2 separate regions of the Homo sapiens genome follow, and region 2 is linked to region 1. Evidence: chromatin contacts called from ENCODE Hi-C data. All regions are on one chromosome and are shown on one strand. The core of a region is the stretch at or near the end of the contact, and the rest is flanking DNA. Distances in the headings are between cores, read along the strand shown. Region 1 holds the start of PLCL2-AS1 (PLCL2 antisense RNA 1). Region 2 overlaps TBC1D5 (TBC1 domain family member 5).

Region 1 (4,369 bases), core at 48-2,547:
CATTCAATCACACAGCTGGTGCATGCCTGAGTCTGAGCAGTCACTCACACTCTCCCTGTGAGAGACAGAGGAGAGAGGCTTAGGGAAAGAGCATGAACTCAGAAGAGGGCCTGCTCTGCTCTACCCTCAAAAGAGAAGTTCTCAAAACCTGAATGTGCTCACCACAATGCAAATTCCTGAGTCTCACTCCCAGATGGTCAATATTTTGGGAATGATGTAAAGAGACTGCATTTTCAACAAGCATTCCCAGGGGATTCTGATCACACGTATGAAAAATAACATTCGTGTGAAAGTTGATGTGGGAATCCTTCTTTTCTTTGCATGACTCTGTGAATATATGATGTGGGAATCTTAGAGCAGAATTAGGGTGAAGGTTACAGGGACGGTTGAGGTGTGGTGAGACAGCGGTTTCTAGAGACCAGTTGCTTATTTTGAAGTTTTTGCTCTGAATGAGTTGGCCTAGTTGTTGTCTTTGTGGTCATTTCCTCTGCCATCCCTTATCAGTGATGAAGGTCCTTAGTGAGGGAATTAAAATGAGAAAGAGGCCACTGAGGACCTTGCTACTTCTCTTCTTCCCTTGACTTCACTAATTATTAGTTAATTAATTAGTAAATGCCTAAAAGAAGATGTGGTGGTTCAATATCCAGTCTTTAAGAGAAAAGATGCTGTGGATTTCAAATGGGGCCTGGGAGTCTGATGCAGGTTTCCTGTGTCTCATCTTCAAAGTGTTAACTTTCCTCCTTGAAAGTAATGATGATGGGCTACAATTTATGTGTCCTGTAACATTGTATGGGATGACTTGTTTAATCTTTTAATCTTTTTCAGTAACTGTAATCCAGCCATTCCCAAATTGCTGTTTATGTAACTGATCTTAGTTCACTGTAATTTAGAAGGCATAGGGCCATCAGGGAATCACATAATCCACTGCCACTTAGAAGAAGGAAAATGAGGCAGAGAGGGTCAAGTGACTAAACTAAAGTCACACAGCAGGGACATGGTACAGAGGGCACCAGAACATGGGTCTCTCAATTCCCAGGAAAGAACCTTTCACTTCTGTAAAACAGAGCTGAGAAACATTCTGACATAAATGAGAACTGATACGATTTGGATCTGTGTCTCCATCCAAATCTCATGTTGAAATATAATCCCCAGTGCTGGAGGTGGGTCCTGGTGGGAGGTAATTGGATCATGGGGGTAGCATTCTCATAAATGGTTTAGCACCATCCCCCCTTGGTAGTATATAGTAAGTTCTCAAGAGATCTGGTTGTTTAAAAATGTATGGCACCTCCCCACTCTCTTTCTCCTGCTTGGGCCATGTGAAGATGACTGCTCCTGCTTTGCCTTCCACCATGACTGTAAGTTTCCTGAAGCCTCATAAAACAGAAACTGATACTGAGAAGCAGGGCATTGCTTGAAGATGTGAAAGCAGCTTTGGAACTGGTAATGGGCAAAAGTTGGAACAGTTTGGAGAGCTCAGAAAAAGACAGGAAGATGAGGGAAAGTTTGGAACTTCCTAGAGACTTGTTAAATTGTTGTGACCAAAATACTGATAGTGACATGGACAATGAAGTCCAGGCTCAGGAGGTCTCAGATGGAAATGAGGAACTTATTGGGAACTGGAGTAGAGGTCACTTTTGCTATGCTTTAGCAAAGAGCCTGGCTGCACTGTATCCCTGCTCTAGGGATCTGTGGAACCTTGAACTTGAGAGTGATGATTTAGGATATCTGGCAGAAGAAATTCCTAAGCAGCAAAGTGTTCAAGATGTAGCCTGGCTGCTTCTAACAACCTATGCTCATATGCACAGGAAGAGAAATGACCTGAAACTGGAATTTATATTTAACAGGGAAACAGAGCATAAAAGTTGGAAAAATTTGCAGCCTGGCCATGTGGTAGAAAAGAAAAGCCCATTTTCAGAGGAGGAATTCAAGCAGGCTGCAGAAATTTTATAACTAAAAGGCAAATACTAATAGTCAGGACAATGGGGAAAAGGCCTGAAAAGTATTTCAGAGACCTTCCTGACAGCCCCTCCTATCACAGACCTGAGGCCTAGGCAGGAAGAATGGTTTCATGGACCAGGTCCAGGGCCCAGCTGCTCTGTACAGCCCCTGGACACTGCTCCCTGTAGTCCCTTTCTTTTGGCTGATTTCTCCCTTTCGAAACGGGATTATTTACTCAATCCCTATATCCCCATTGTAACTTGGAAGTAAGTAACTTGTTCTGATTTTACAGGCTTATAGGTGGAAGGGACTTGCCTTGTTCAGATCAAACTTTGGACTTTTGAGTTAATGCTGGAATGAGTTAAGACTTTGGGGGATTATTGGGAAGGGATGATTGTATTTTGAAATGTGAGAAGGACATGAGATCTGGGAGGGGCCAGGGCAGAATAAATGGTTTGAATCTGTGTCTCCACCCAAATCTAATGTTGAAACATAACCCCCAGTGCTAGAGGTGGGGCCTGGTGGGAGGTGACTGAATCATGGGGCAGAGTTCTCATGAATGGTTCAACACCATCCCCCCTTTTGAGTTCTCATGAGATCTGGTTGTTTAAAAGAGCGCATCACCTCCTCCAACCCTCCTGCTCCAGCCATGTAAGATGGGCCTGCTTCTCCTTCACCTTCTGCCATGATTGTAAGTTTCCTGAGACCTACACAGAAGCTGAGAAGATGCCAGCATCATGCTTCCTGTACAGCCTGTGGAACCATGAGCCAATTAAGCATGAGCCCATTTCTTTCTAAATTACCCAGTCTCAGTTATTTCTTTATAGCAGTACGAGAACAGACTAATACAAAACAAAAAGTTATAAGGCTCTCAGGTTTCCATTTGCAAATATAATTGACCCTTCAACAACAGGGGTGTTAGGGGCATTGACTCTGCATGCAGTCAAAAATCTGCATGTAACTTTTGACTCCCCAAAAAGTTTACTAATAATAGCCTACTTTGGACCTGATGGATGCTTTACTGGTAACATAAACAGTTGATTAACACATATTTTGTATATGATATGTATTATGTACTATATTCTTACAATAAGGTAAGATAAAGAAAAGAAAACATTAAGAAAATCACGAGGAAGAGAAAATGTATTTACTATTTATCACGTGGAAGTGGATCATCACAAAGGTCTTCATCCTCATCATCTTCTAGCAGAGTAGGCTAAGGAGAAGGAAGGAGAGAAGGGGTTGGTCTTGCTGTCTCAGAGGTGGCAGAGGCAGAAGAGGTGGAGGAGGCAGAAGGAAAGGCAGGGGAGGCAGGCACACTCAGTGTAACTTTACAGCAATGCATTGCAATTTCTGTCTTTTTTGCTTTTTCACTTCTCTAAAAATGCTTCCATACAGTACCAGTACTTCTTCCACTTTTTGCTTTAGTTTCAGTGCCAGTATCATCAGGAGGATCTTTGTCATAAAAGAAGTCATAAGCAGTCTTGAATAATAGGAACCCTTCTTCCAGATTGTCTGATATCAATTTGTTTGGGGGCACTGCTTCTTCTACATATTCTTCATTGTCTGGCACTGGTTTGGAAGCACTCATCTCCGTCAAGTTATCTTCTGTTAATTCCTCTGGTGTGGTGTCCATGAGCTCTTGATTTTCTCCAAAATCCATAACCTGAGACCTTCACCCCCCCCCAATTTTTTTTTTTTTTTTTGCCATATTCACAATCTATTTCATGATTTCTTTCAGCAGCTCTGTTATAAATCGTGTGAACATCTGGACGGTTTTCTCCAGCAGGAATTTATTGTTTTGGACTCGATGACTTTCATGGATTTTTCTGTAGCAACAATGGTATCTTCAACAGGATTTTGAATCCTTCTAAACATGTATGATGTCCTCTCTATTGGGGGTTCTCTTCCACAGCATTAATAATCCTTTCCATATAGCATCCTCTGTAATGAGCCTTAAAGGTACTTATGACCCTTTAATCTACATGCTGACTTGGAGACATTGTGCTTGGGGGAAAAGAGACCATTTCATGGCTTTCAGTGTTGAACTCATGGGGTTCTGGGTGACCAAGGGCATTGTCCAATATCAAAAGAAAATTAAAAGGCATTCCCTTACTGGCAAGGTACTTCCTGACTTCAGGAACAAAGCATCATGAAACTAATATAGAAGAAGCTCTTGTTGTTCAGGCCTCCATGTTGTACAACCAAAAGACTGGCAGCTGGTGTTTATCTTTCCCCTTTAAGGCTTGGGCATTAGCAGCTTTATAGATGGGGGCAGTCCTGACCATAAACCTGACTGCATCTGCACAAAACAGTAGAGTTAGCCTATCCTTTCCTGCCCTAAATCCTGCTGTTTGCTTCTCTTCCTTACTAACAATTCTCCACTGTGACTTTTTTTTCCCCCCAGAACAGGGTACTTTCAGCTTCATTA
Region 2 (4,586 bases), core at 431-2,930, 340 kb before region 1:
TCCAAAACCTGAAGAACTTGGAGTCTGATGTTCGAGGGCAGGAAGCATCCACCGTGGGAGAAAGATGAAGGCTGGAAGATTCAGCAAGCCTGCTCTTTCCACCTTCTTCTGCCTGCTTTATTCTAGCCACACTGGCAGCTGATTAGATGGTGCCCATCCAGAGTGAGGATGGGGCTGCCTCTCTGAGTCCACTGACTCAAATTTTAATCTCCTTTGGCAACACCCTCACAGACACACCCAGGAACAATACTTTGCATCCCTCAGTCCAATCAAGTTGACACTCAATATTAACCATCACAGGAGGGTTCCATATCTTATTCTCTTGAAGACTCTCCCATGGCTCTCTCCACATTTAGATTAAGTCTCCTTGTCATTTCTATATAAATTTTCTGGCAAATACTTAGCTTGTGAGGTAAGGCGGTTAGTCTTATTTTAAGTCCACCAAATTATTTAATTGTAAAAGCTGAATAGCTTGTATAAATTTAGTTTACATCTTTATAAGGTACTATATGATCTAAAATATATGATTTTCATTTCAGTCTATGAGGAATTTCCTAATAATATAAAAGAAGTACAGCCCAGATAAGGTTATAAAGTGTTACTTGTTTTCTAGCTTTGTGATAAGAATTTTTGAAAAAATGTATATTTATGGAGCATCGCTATGTTCCATAATTGCCCTTTGCACTGTGGGGGACAGAGTGGAGTGGTGAATAACACAGATAGGATGCTGCCATCACAGGTTGTATATTTTAGTGTGGTGTCGGGGAGAGTGGTGAGACAGTAAGCATGTATAGATAAAGAGAATAATTACAGAGGGTGATCATTTTTCTGAAGAAATAAGGCAGAGTAACTAGATAGCTAGAAGGAGAGTAGCCAGTGGGATGGCTACTTTAGGAATAGTGATTGGAGAAGACATCTTTGAGAAGATGACATTTGAGCTGAGATGTGAAAAAATTTAAAGGCCAGACATCTGAAGAACTAGGGCAAGAACATGTAGACAGAGGGAGTAGCTAGGGCAAGGTTAGTTTCTCAATGAAAATGAGCTCAGTGTTTAGAGGAGCAAAAAGAAGTCAGTTCGGCTAGAGCAAGTGCTTTAGAGAAGGAAATCTGAGAGGAGAGCAAAGGCCAGGACAGTCTTGTAGACCACAGTAAAAAGTAAAGATTTATTCTGATTGCAATAGGAAGCTTTTGGAGGACATTGAGCAGTGGCATGATACCTACAAAGATAATTATGGCTGCTGTGCAGTGGGGCAAAGGTGGATGTAAGAATGGAAGCTGGAAAAGCAACTAGGAGTCTATTGGAGTATTTCAAGTTAGGTAATGTTAGCGATTTATTAGACTAAAAATGTAGTAATAAAGACAGGAGTAGGTAGATGGGTTGGGGATATGTATTTTATGTTTCAAAATACAAATTAGGGGATCATTATGTGTAGTTTTCTCACATTCATAAGTTTCTGTTCCGTTTTTACTGCTCTGTTTCAGATCCTTTTTACCTCCTGCCCACAGTCACTTACTTGTTTAATTGTTTTCTTGGGATCTAGTGTTTTTCCACTTCCAGTCCATTCCATGTGTTAACAGCCTAATCACTCTACTCAAAGCAGATTTATAATCACTCTATTTGCCTAATCCAGAACTTTCTATGACTCCCTGTGCCCTGAAGAAGAATGGACTTACTCAGTTTCTCTAATACATACCCAGTTCCCTTTTAGACAAGTGCTTCTGGCATTATTCAATGAACAGGTTTTGTGCTTTCCATTTTCAATGTTTTGGAATCTTTCATGCTCTCCTCTGCTGGAATGCTGCTTCCCTCTGCTTCCTGTTAGATTCCTAACAGCTAACCATTCAAGGCCTGAGTTCATCACCCAAGTTTATGAAACATTTTCCAGTCTTGGCAATTGGAAATCATTTGTGCCTAGTCTGTGTTCTATAGAATTTTCTTAATAACTTTTTAATATTATTTAATTTTGTTTGGTCTTTTATTTATTTAGGTCCATCTGTCAGTGTATTCAATACATTTATATTGATCTCCTTAGTGTACCAGGCACTAGAGATGCCAAGATAAATGTGATATGGACCCTTAAGAAGCTTACAGAGAAAACAGGAAAAAAAAATTACAATGCAGGATTATTGGTGTCATTAAGAGAAGCAGTATGTACAAGAGCTCTTGTGTTAGCCCAGATCTTACCTTTCAAACCTAGTAGTAAACCCTTTGAAGGCATGGACCTAGTCTTGTTTTTGTCTCACTGGTTATCACCAAGTTGATGCTTAATAAATGATCATTGATTGTGAATCTTATCACTGATGATCAGTGTTGTTCAATTTTAGTAATTATCTCAAACATCTTTAAATTTTCACAGACATAAGCACACTTCAAAAAATAATATTATCAACTTTCTAGTATGAGTTTAAACAAGATAATTTGATTTCATGAGCTGTGATTCTGCCATCATTATTTAATTTATTTGATCTGGATACGTCACTGTATTAAATATTATCTTCCTCTTCAGCCAATTTTAATATTCCTTTATGTCACCCTTTTTTGCCTCAAAGCGTTTTGCAATCATTTCAATTAATTGTTCTTTATCTTAACCTAATGAGGTTGTTACTATTCCCATTTTTATTACTGAAAAAACTGATAATCAAAAGGTAAATCAAGGAATTTCCATTTACAGCATTCTAATTTAGAACTTGAATTGTCTATTCTGAACAAATGTTGCCATGTTTCAAAAGCTGTAACATTAAAAGAAATTCAGTATTATTTAAAATGGTGGAAATAGTGAGTTCACGATAAAATATCATTTCCATATTAGATGCCAAAGAAGTATGTTATTTGGTCTATCAAGGTCTATTCTAAAAATATATATGCAGCATCTATAACATCATTTGCAGATTAACATATTTATAAGCTATTGCCAAATAGTCTCATCTTTTCTTCAAATGTGTTTTCCCTCTCTTGAATTAAATGATTAAATTTCTTTAACTGACTTTTATAATTGTAACTTTGACCATATTTAAAAGTTTATCTGATTGCCTATTGATATGCTGTTATCATCTTCAATATTTGATCTTTTGTATTTCTAGTTATTGTAGTTAACATTTTAGGTAGCTCATTCATAATTTAATTATTCTTTTTCTTACTTGTATCTCCATGGTGAGTTTTTAAAGATGCAGCTTTCTTGGGCCAGGTGTGTTGGCTCATGCCTTCAATCCCAGCACTCTGGGAGGCCAAGGCAGGAGGATCACTTGAGCCCAGGAATTTGAGACCAGCCTGGGCAACATGGCAAAACCGTCTCCACAGAAAACACAGAAATTAGCCATTAGCCAGACATGGTGGCACACACCTGTAGTCCCATCTACTTGGCAGGCTGCAGTTGGGGGATCTCTTGATCCCAGGAGGTTGAGACTGCAGTAAGCTGTGGTCATGCCAGTGCACTCCAGCCTGGGTAAAAGAGTGAGATCCTGTCTTAAAAAAAAGTAACTTTCTCATCTTAATGTTTCCTTTTGTTTATAGTGTATATGTATGCCATGCTTCAAACATAATCTATTTAAGCAAATTTTGTCTTCTCAGTTTTTTAAGTCTTATAATTTGATATTTTGCAAGCAAACTTTGTCTCCTCAATTAAAACACACCTTATTTGATATTTTCTGGATTCATTAATAATTGCTTGCAAGAGAAAAGGAGCAGGTAGGGAAGTAAAAAAAAATTCTTTAAATTCTTTTTTAAAAATTATAGATATGTGCTGTACTGTTTGGTAGATACCAGGCATATGTGGCTGTTTAAATATAAATTTAAATAAAATTAAAAATTTTAGTCATCACAGTAGCTATAGCTGATAATGGCTACTGTATATACTGTACTGGACAACTCTTACAGAGGATACTTCCATTCTTACAGAAAGTTCTTTGGACAGTGCTGTATAGATAATTCATTATTATGCTCGCCCCAGCAGCACAAATATTAAAATTGGAATGATAATTCATTATTGTTTTATTTTTGTGTAATATGTAATGTAAATGTCTACATTTTGCTTTTTATTCATGTTGAACTTTTAGATATGGCCTCTGTGAAACATTTACTTTTATTTCTTTTCTCTCACCTTTAGAAAATGACATGAATTTTTACAGTAAATCTTTCCTGAATTTTTGGTCAAATGTAGTTATTATGTTACATTGTAGTATGTGGATGGAAACTAGATTAGTTTTGAATTTTTTTCTATGTTAAGCATATTCGAAAGTTATTTTACTGAGTAATTTATTGATTTTTTTTTTTAATTTAAAGATCCTCTTTCTCAGTTCCTATTTTGAAAAAGAAATACTCCCAGTAATTTGGTCCATTGATGTCACACTTTACAAAGTTAAGATGTCCTAAATGTCGGTATCTCCTACACAGTTTCCTCCAAGCCCATTTTTTATTGAAATAAAAAACAAATTCCTCTGGGAAGAAGGATTTTACAAGCAATTTCAGAGCAGAATTGATTTTGGTGTGTGTTAATGCCGACAATCTGCCCAGTGTTAAAATGTTAAAGAGAAAAAAAAAATACAAGCTGCCATATTCCTGTGATCACACCAAAATAGCAGCTTGTATT

The links. Hi-C counts contacts between places; a loop is a spot of excess contacts on that map. Pooled maps may share reads with other maps.
Region 2: a loop to region 1 is called in a pooled map, with 3 times the contacts of the local background. The contact joins the enhancer-like site here to the promoter of PLCL2-AS1 in region 1. A Hi-C loop is called at or near these places in 5 of 37 single-sample maps with no recorded cell type and 3 of 50 pooled maps.

The regions. Positions count from the first base shown.
Region 1 is chr3:17,051,512-17,055,880 of GRCh38, reverse strand. It overlaps PLCL2-AS1 (PLCL2 antisense RNA 1), which reads left to right and starts at 1,297. Exons shown (of 3, transcript NR_046640.1): 1 at 1,297-1,355. All of the region lies in intron 4 of PLCL2 (phospholipase C like 2), which reads right to left. RefSeq lists an enhancer at 1,272-1,461.
Region 2 is chr3:17,396,270-17,400,855 of GRCh38, reverse strand. The region is part of intron 8 of TBC1D5 (TBC1 domain family member 5); the gene reads left to right. Among named protein-coding and RNA genes, the nearest start is that of PLCL2-AS1, 340 kb to the right of the region's middle. Within about 2 kb of position 1,680, at least 3 of the 41 ENCODE cell types and tissues checked have a DNase peak (open chromatin) inside an H3K27ac peak, as active enhancers do.